Regions from separate parts of the Homo sapiens genome. Here region 2 is linked to region 1. Evidence: chromatin loops called from intact Hi-C (ENCODE). Cell type or tissue: mammary epithelial cell. All regions are shown on one strand.

Region 1 (5,000 bases):
CATTTACTTATTTGCTTAATCCTAAAACATAGAGAAAGTAATTTGAGAATTGTTAAGCCATGTCCCTATGAAAAAGAAGCCTATTAATTAGAGTTTAATATGTATTTGGGTTTTTTTGTTGTTGTTGTTTTGCGTTGCCTTTATCCTGAGGACATATAGTCCAAAGTTAGTCAAAAGTGACTTGGGTTCATGCTTCCTCATTCTCTTCAATGGGGTCATGTTATTCATTTGAAATATGGCTTAATTTGTTTTGTTTATATTTAATTTTAGGGTTTTGGCCCCATCTTTGTTGATTATATTTCTTTTCTTTGCTGTCATTAAATATGGGGACTATGCTTCCAAAAGTCAGGACTATTCAAAACATCCATTCAGAGAATGTTGTTCTCCCACCCTCCTTTCCACCCCATTCATCCCATGTTCTATAGATAATTTCATTAGTCTCTAGTTTATCTTTCCTGTTTCCTTTTATTCAAATCAGCAAATACATATTTTCTTATTTTCCCTTCTTTCTCACATAAAAAGTGGCATAATATGGATCTCACCTTAAACATCTATTATAGCAATGCAAATCTCCAAAGCAAAATGAAAGCAATACCTTCACACTCTTAAAAACCAACGTCCATTCAGTCTTAAGTCAGTATTTGGTTAGCTTGGACTCTAAAAATGGGGTGTGCAAGAGGATCCATTGAGGTGGGAAAAGAAAATAGTGGAACTTTTATTTATATATTTTAGCTGACAAAGATATGAAATAAATGAACCATAACTAACATTTATTGTATGGCTGGATAACGCTGCTCTCACACAGTCTGAATGAAGGTCATATGGTCATGGGTCACAAAGGTACAGGCAGTGTCCCAGGAAAGAATAGGAGCTCACAAGACCAAGAGGGTGGCAGTGGTTCCTTCCCTTGCTCATTTGCCTTCAGAAGATTGCCCTCTGATGAAGTTTACAGGCCTGATTACATGGGTTCACAGGCTATGTTGTTATTTTAATTAAGCTTGTCTTTGTAAAATGTACAAGTGGCCAAAAAATGTGCATAGAAACTGCACAATAAATAATAATGGTAGCAAACAAACAAGAAAGAGGCAGGGCCACCACTTTTCCTCCTTCTAGTAACAGATCCACGACAGTCACATTGTGAGGTTTGTAAATCGTCAATGTAGACTTAACTCGATGAGAAGTTGGCCCAAAATATTTGAAGTTATCAACACTGTTGAAATAGTGGATTTACATCTAGTGTAGTTGAAGATGATCCTAGCCCAAGTATATCTGATTATGCCTTGGTATGAAACCATCATAATTAGAAAGATGTTTAAAAACTAACTATCCTGAATTAATTATAATTCTTTTAAAGTAAGAATATAAAGGTTTTAAAATGTGATTTATAAATAAAATAAATGGTTTCATCTCCATCACAACTCTTTTCATTTTTATTGGTTTTCTTCCATTTGGCTATCCAGTGTCCCTGCAGGATTATAGGTTTGCATAATACATGGGAAAGCCTCTAGTATGGTTCTGGGCAAGTGTAGGTCATTGCTAAAAATGAGGTTAATAAAGTCAGAACTTGTCACACCTGGACCAGACCACACTAGGCCATGAAAATCTGTGCTTTCTTTTGTATGAAGCCAGGAGAGAATCTTTCACACATATAACAAAGCAGACAACAGGTTTAAGAGGAGTCATCTCAATTCAGTCCTCTTGACTTTCACACAGAGCCCTAATATTATAAATGCATCACTGCATAATATTATCCAATAAAATTAAAAAGTCCAGCATAACAATGGCACCTTTGGGTCTTTCATTCTCAGGATTTAAATTATCTTCAACTATAAAACTGCCAGTTTTAAACTGCAGATAGAGCCAGCCTGTAATTTCCATGGAGACAGAAACTTTGTGTATCTTCATCACTACTACCTATCTGGCAACTGGTATGCACTCAAAGAATGTTTGTAATTTTTGGACATTATATATACTCATTGCCATTCCTCAGTGATTAGCACTCATTGGATTTCATTTAGTGGTTCTCTATCCTGGCTGTGCCTTGGAAAAACGTGACGCTTTTAAGCAATACCAATGCGTGGTCTCCAACTCAGACCAATTAAATCAGATCCCTCCTTTTACAATGCTGATATGGGGCCCCATCTCTGCCAGTGGGGCCCAATATCAGCATTTTAAAAGGAGAACTTTAGGTGATTCTAATGTACAGCCAGTGTGGAGCTCTACTGGGCTAGATTACCTGTCTCCTCACTTCACTCAACTAGCTTCTTGCTGTTTAATGGGTTGTGCACCTATTAAACAAGAGTGGGAGACAGTACTCTTGTATAATGCTGGTGAGCTAATATGACCCCCATGGATGGATTTGTCAATATCTATCACACAAATACATGTATCTTTTAACTGAGGGATTCTGCTATTAGAAACATATACTATAAATATACTTGCACATGTGCATTATACTTACAAGGTTTATAAGGTTATTAACTGTAGCATGGTTTATACAGCAAAAGGAGAAAAAATCTGAATATCCATAATTATGGATTGATTAAGTAAAATATGTTTTATCTATACAATGGAAACTGCTAAAAAAAGTTAGAATTTTTTTTTTTGCTAAGTATATAGAATGCTACTTTTTGTGTGTGTTTTTAAAAATTTTATTGTGGTAAGAACATTTAACGTGAGCTCTACTCTCTTAACAAATTTTGAAGTATAAAATATAGTATTAATTAACTATAGGTACAATACTGCACAGAGGACCTCTAGAACTTATTCATCTTACATGATTGAAGTTTGTTTGTTTGTTTGTTTTTTGAGACAGAGTTTCACTCTTGTTGCCCAGGCTGGAGTGCAATGGTGCAACCTCCGCTCACTGCAACCTCTGCCTCCTGGGTTCAAACGATTCTCCTGCCTCAGCCTCTGGAGTAGCTGGGATTACAGGCATCCGCCACCATGCCCAGCTAATTTTTTGTATTTTTAGTAGAGATGGGGTTTCACCATGTTGGCCAGGCTGGTCTTGAACTCCTGACCTCAAGTGATCCACCCGCCTTGGCCTCCCAAAGTGCTGGGATTATAGGTGTGAGCCACCTTGCCTGGCCAGTAATTGAAACTTTATGCCCATTAATTAGCAATATATACATATACACATATATAATACTATATATATCTACATATAATAATATATATCTCTCTACATATACATAATGAAACTACATATTCATAAATATACACATATATATGTAGAGACTATCTCTGGGATATCTAAGCCACTAATAGATAACAATCACATTGGTTGTCTCTGGGAGGTAAACTGCTTGGCTGGGGAATAATGATAGAAGGGAGACATTTCACTATCTACCTCTTTGTATCTTTTGAATTTTGAAAACTTTGAACGTATACCTACTTTTTCAAATAAAATCGTTTTTAATGATTAAAACAAAATGGCCGTGGCCACATGACCATGTAGCTATGCCAAATGAAACTGTATTTTTTTAAACTCTGAAAGAAGAAATAAGAGTTGAGAGGTAACAAATTATAAACTTCTAGAATAAAGACCAAGTTTACTCCACGACTTATGCACCTCAGAATGCCTACTACCTAGTAAAGTTACCTGCAGATAACAGAAACCCAAGTAAGAAGTTTATTTTTCTTCTAATTTTACATAGTGCACTTTATATAGTAAAAGCTCAGCCAGTGTTAACTTGGCTGCCATATTTTTTTCTTAAAAAGCTATTGTAGCATTAAGAGATTTTTTTGAAAACTACCTGAACTATTTCTTAAAAGTATTTTCTTGTTATCCATCTGGATATATTTTTATAATTACAGACATTCTTTTACATGCTTTTCCCTCATCTTCTACATCTTCTCTCTCTCTCTCTCTCTCTCTCTCTCTCTCTCTCTCTCTCTCTATATATATATATATATATATATATATATTTTTTTTTTTTTTTTTTTTTTTTTTTTTTGTGAGACAGAGTCTTTGCTTTGTTGCCCAGGCTGGAATGCAGTGGCACGATCTCGGCTCATTGCAACCTCCGCCTTTACAATATTTTTGACAATTAAGTTTGAATACCTGCATAATACTTTTTTTGATGTCTGATAATTACTCTAAATAATTCCCTAATTGTTGGGCACTTGGCATTTTGCAAGAATTGAATTGGTTCGTAGAAAGTCATTGGACTTCACTGATGTGCACCATGCTTGCTTCTATTATTATGAAAATTTTAAATTGTGGAATCTCCATACAATGTATTAGGTAGCTATTAAAAATGAATATTTACTGACATGAAAAGTTGTCCATGATATATGAGAAAAATGCCATACCATCTCATTTTTGTTTGCTATTTATAAATATATTTCACTTTTTTGAAGTACTGGATATAAGAGAGGAGGCAATTCTGCACCTGGCCCTTTGTGGCCTTACCTGTGCTGGCTTGAGCACTAAGGTATTGCCTGCTGCCAAACACGCAGCACTCTTCCATGCCAGCATCATCAGCGGGTAGTTCCAGGGAATAATAATGGCACAGACACTGCAGGGGAAGAAATTCGACATGCTTAGTTGTTTCAAATAACACAACTCATGATTCACTCAGAGGCACTCTCCTTATCTTACCCGAGTGGCTCTTTCTTGGTGAAGGTCAGATTGCGATTTGGACGGGCCTGGTTGATTGGAATAGTAGAACCCTAAAGAATGAGAAAAGTTGATACTTATTTTACTAATTTAAATAAGTAAATTTCATCTCAAAGGATCCATTTTCTGTCTTCCTCTCTTACTTTTTGTTAGCTGATATGAAAAGAGCGTTTGTTGATAAGAACTATATTCATGCCAAAGAAGGAACAGCTATTTGTTTCTCAAGAGAACCATGAAACACAGAAGAATAAACATAATTCTAATTTAGTCCATTCCTAATTGCTTGGCCTGGCAGAGAATGTGAACTGCCTGCCTATTATCCACTCTCCCCTCTGTCCTTAGTAACAGAATCCCTATATTAATAATGGGGACAGGA
Region 2 (5,000 bases), 700 kb before region 1:
AGCTGTAGTTTTATATCCTTTAACAAATCTCTCCCTATCTCCTTCTCCCAACCCTTACCAGCCTCTAGTAATCTCTGTTCTACTTTTTACTTCTGTGAGTAAGCTAGCACAGCCACTGTGGTCAACAGTATGGAGGTTCCTCAAAAATCTGCAAATAGAGCTACCATATGATCCAGCAATCCCACTACTTAACTGGGCATTTATCCCAAGGAAGTCTTTTAGGGGTTCATAGGAGGAACTCTTTTCTCTGCCAAATGCTGGGTTCTGACTTGGATAGTATTTGGATTTGCTACTGGACCCACTGTTTTTATCGTCCAGACATATTCTGTGGGGAATGTGATATTCTGTGGGGAATGCGGTTCAGAAGTGGTCCACAGAATGTTTGTTATTAGTCCATAATGATAGAAGGCTAGAAACGAAGAAGAAAGTTTAGAAATTTTAACAATAATTTGACAGTGACTGATCTAGTAATAAACAATGGTGTTTTAATTTTACATGCCTTTTAAAATTTCATTTCCCCAGTACATTGTCAGTGAATTTCACAAGTGTTAGTCCAGTGGATGAATTAGAAATAATAATAATTTTTAAACCAGTCCTGAGTACTACTTTAAACTGAGTGCTCAAAAATAGCTGCAGCTCCAGAGCCAGCTGTGGTAGGCTGGCACAGTGACTCACTTTGGTAAAAATCCTGGGCAATTGAGAGCAGTCTTTGACTCTGAGGAGTAATTACTTACAAAAGTTGACAAATTCCTTAGCAAAGTAATTTCCAAAGGGAATTACTAGAATTCTAGAATTGCTGTAAGAGGAGAGGCTACTCTTGTTTGTCCTGTGTGAGAGGGATTCTCAGCGCCTGGGGCATTAGCAATGCATTTGCCGTATTCAGTGTGAGATGGGGTTGGTGGTCATTTATTCTGAACACCTGAGCCGCAGTCATTGAGTAGGAAACGGATTACACATAGTTATGAAGTTCACTTGTAGAGGAGAAAAACAATAGTTCAAGAGGAAAACATTTGAAAATACTTCCTTGTAATGTCTTAAATGAATTTTAGTGCCAAATATTAAAAGTTTTTGTGTTTTTTGTTTGTTTTTAATTTAATAGTCAATATAATCCCACTCTAAAGTGAGGGAGCCTTCTGCGGCTGGAAGTGGTGGGGACAGATAAGAGTATGTGAGGTGGAAAGCCTCCAGCAGCTCCTGACCCTTGTACGAGTCCTGTGTGTTGGGATGGAAGGGCATGGAGGCTGCCCCTTCTGCTCATTTTTTAAAAATACATGTTTTTATAAAAATTCTAAAACAGTTGTGTACGAATGAAATCTGTCAATTGACCCAAGCAGTTTTTTTCATTTATTTGAGATAGGGTTCCTGTCACCCAGGCTGGAGTGCAGTGGTGTGATCTCAGTTCACTGCAGCCTTGACCTTTCAAGCTCAAGCGATGTTCCTGCCTCAGTCTCCTGAGTAGCTGGGACCACAGGTACATGCCACTGTTTCCAGCTAATATATATATATATATTTGAGACAGGGTCGCATTATGTTGCCCAGGCTGGTCTCAAACTCCTGGGCTCAAGCAATCCTCCCGCCTTGGCTTCCCAAAGTGCTGGGATTGCAGGCGTGAGCCACGGTGCCTGGCCAGTTTTTTATTTAGACTGATCAACGATGGCAGTTTGGCTTCCTCCATCTTTTTAACATAAGAACAACATCAATATGAGAAAAAACAGATAAGAGCTCATTTTGGTGGATTTAGTTTTGTATCCACATCTCCTACAAGTTCTATTTCTAAATCAGTTTCTGAGAAATAGAACCCAGGCTTGCAAATTGATAAGCCTGGAATTTGTTTAAATGTATTCTTTGGCTCTTTATTTTTTTCCTCATTATAAAAATGGAAAAGAAAGCATGTTTGAATTGCCCTTAATACCCCTTTCTAACACAGTTATTTTTATTATCATGTATTGTTTCCCCGTCCTCATCTGTACTCCTACATTTTTTTTAAACAAAGGAATTTTATTGCCTTTCCAAAAAAGTTGTACTAGTTTATAATGTCACCAGCATTGCATATAAGAGTGCTAATTAAAATGTTGCAAAATTCAGTGTCAATGTTTTTTCTATAATGAGTATAAAAAGGATAACTATTGGCCAGGCACAGTGGCTCATGCCTGTAATCTAAGCACTTTGGGAGGCCGAGGCAGGTGGGTCACCTGAGGTCAGGAGTTTGAGACAAGCCTGGTCAACGTGGTGAAACCCTGTCTCTACTAAAAATCCAAAAATTATCCGAGCATGGTGGCAGGTGCCTGTAATCCCACCTACTCGGGAGGCTGAGGCAGGAGAATCGCTTGAACCTAGGAGGCAGAGGTTGCAGTGAGCCAAGATTGTGCCGCTGCACTCCAGCCTGGGTGACAGAGTGAGACTGTCTCAAAAATAAAAATAATAATAAAATAACGATTTCAAGGATTTTAGCATATCTTTGCTAACAATGATGAGCCTCTTTCTTCTTATAATGATTTTTTTTTTTGGATATGAATTATCCATATTTTCTAATGCATTTGTATTTTAAAACTTTTTAAGATACTGGCCATTAGTATTTGGTCTGGATTTTTTTGAGAAGTAAAGGCTTTGTCACCCTCTGAGGCTAAAACAGACTAAAGACTTTTCTCAGTATTGTTCCTCCCTTACACAAAACTGTTTTCCCCCTTATTCACAAGTATTTTTGTTTTTACGTACAGGCAATCTTGAGCAGTAGCAAGTAAAGATTGTCTAAAACTGTCAAGTCCACAACCATCAAATGTTTGCAAGGATATGAAACAAGGAGAACTTGTTAGTCACTGCAAATGAGAGTATAGGTTGGTTCAGGTACCTTGAAAATCTAGTCAAGCCAAAGTTTCACCTGCCCTCTGACTCAGCAGTTGTACTCCAGCTCTGTGTGCAAGGAGATGTGCTGGAATGTCACAGCATCGTATTGCAAAGAGCATATTGGCAACAGCTTGGATGGCCAGCAGAAGGAGCCCAAATGTGTGATTCATATTCACTAGTCGAATAATTGAATACTACAATATACACCATATATACTACACTGTATGTGTTGTTCTATACTATAGTGATTGACTCGAACTCCATTCAGTGAAAAAAATGGAAGAATTAGCTATTTGTATCCATATGGGATACAAAAAAGCAGGGTAACAAAAGAATCTACATCATCTTGCCATTTGCAGGTAAAGCTTCTTAAAAAAACAAGAGAAATGCAGGAAGAAATGCCTAGGAATGATAAGACCAACTCGGTGGAGGGAAAGGAGGAAAAGGCCAATGGGGTGGCACACACAGGGCTAACTGGGCACTTTATACCCTTCTTTATATCCAAAATATTTTATGGTGAATTTCTTTTAGAGGGTTGACAAGCACCTGTGGGTACCTGATCTGTTTTAATCATCCTCATGCTAACAAAATTCTTCAGTAGATATAACCTAAATTTTTTTTCTCTTTCATCTTGGTTTTAAAATGTCTTCCCCCTTTTATTCTCTGGAGAAATAGAAGATATCCTTGATCATACTACTTCTCTGTTTTATTCATTTTGGTAGTCGCCTAAGATGGTTTTAATGCATATGGCATTATCTGAACTGTTCCCTGTTACCTCATTTGCTCAGGCATCTGAAGATGTTGTGCTTTCTCTTCCCCTGCAGGTATTCACAACATTGTCTGTGACCAAGCGCTCTGGGGCAAGCATCCTCCAGGCTGGCTGCTGAGGTTAAGCCCCAGTGTGGATGCTGTTGCCAAGACTGCAAACCACTGGCTCGTTTCCGTGCCCAAATCCAAGGCGAAGTTTTCTAGAGGGTTCTTGGGCTCTTGGCACCTGCGTGTCCTGTGCTTACCACCGCCCAAGGCCCCCTTGGATCTCTTGGATAGGAGTTGGTGAATAGAAGGCAGGCAGCATCACACTGGGGTCACTGACAGACTTGAAGCTGACATTTGGCAGGGCATCGAAGGGATGCATCCATGAAGTCACCAGTCTCAAGCCCATGTGGTAGGCGGTGATGGAACAACTGTCAAATCAGTTTTAGCATGACCTTTCCTTGTGGATTTTCTTATTCTCGTTGTCAAGTTTTCTAGGGTTGAATTTTTTTCTTTTTTCTCCATGGTGTTAATGATATTAGAGATGAAAAACGTTAGCAGTTGATTTTTGTCCAAAAGCAAGTCATGGCTAGAGTATCCATGCAAGGTGTCTTGTTGCATGGAAGGGATAGTTTGGCTCCCTTGGAGGCTATGTAGGCTTGTCCCGGGAAAGAGAACTGTCCTGCAGCTGAAATGGACTGTTCTTTACTGACCTGCTCAGCAGTTTCTTCTCTCATATATTCCCAAAACAAGTACATCTGCGATCAACTCTAGCCAAATTTGCCCCTGTGTGCTACATGATGGATGATTATTATTTTAAGGTCTGTTTAGGAAGGGAAATGGCTACTTGGCCAGCCATTGCCTGGCATTTGGTAGTATAGTATGATTCTCACCATTATTTGTCATGGAGGCAGACATACACCAGAAATGGGGGAGAAACAGTACATATCTTTCTGTCTTTAGTTTATTGTGTGCTGGTCTAAGCAAGCTGAGATCATTTGCAATGGAAAACACGTAACTTGTTTAAAAGTTTTTCTGGTAGCTTTAGCTTTATGCTAAAAAAAATAATGACATTGGGTATCTATTTCTTTCTAAGACTACATTAGTAGGAAAATAAGTCTTTTCATGCTTATGATTTAGCTGTTTTGTGGTAATTGCTTTTTAAAGGAAGTTATTAATATCATAAGTTATTATTAATATTTTGAACACAGGTGGATGTGAAGGATTTTCATTTAAAAACCAAGTGGTTTTGACTTTTTCTGTTGAATGAACAACTGTGCCTTGTGGAATTTTTGCAGAAGTGTTTATGCTTTGTTAGCATTTCAACTTGCATTATTATAAAGAGGTATTAATGCCTCAGTTATGTGTTTGTCAATGTACTGGCTGAGGATTCTATCTCAGCT

What was found. Peaks named below come from ENCODE experiments on the same cell type or tissue, not always from the same donor. Only the 100,000 strongest peaks of a DNase experiment are listed, where the experiment ranks them.
Region 2: it touches region 1 in a loop (2.7-fold over the local background); 3 of 110 quality-filtered maps call a loop at or near these places.

Annotation. Positions count from the first base shown.
Region 1 is chr12:105,042,293-105,047,292 of GRCh38, forward strand. ALDH1L2 (aldehyde dehydrogenase 1 family member L2) reads right to left here. Exons shown (of 23, transcript NM_001034173.4): 14 at 4,607-4,677; 15 at 4,418-4,523. Among named protein-coding and RNA genes, the nearest start is that of ALDH1L2, 40 kb to the right of the region's middle. In mammary epithelial cell, no CTCF peak of the experiment used is centred here; no DNase peak of the experiment used is centred here.
Region 2 is chr12:104,344,685-104,349,684 of GRCh38, forward strand. TXNRD1 (thioredoxin reductase 1) reads left to right here. Exons shown (of 17, transcript NM_001093771.3): 17 at 3,669-5,000. The coding sequence ends at 3,737. Among named protein-coding and RNA genes, the nearest start is that of EID3, 43 kb to the left of the region's middle. In mammary epithelial cell, no CTCF peak of the experiment used is centred here; a DNase peak (open chromatin) is centred at 2,897.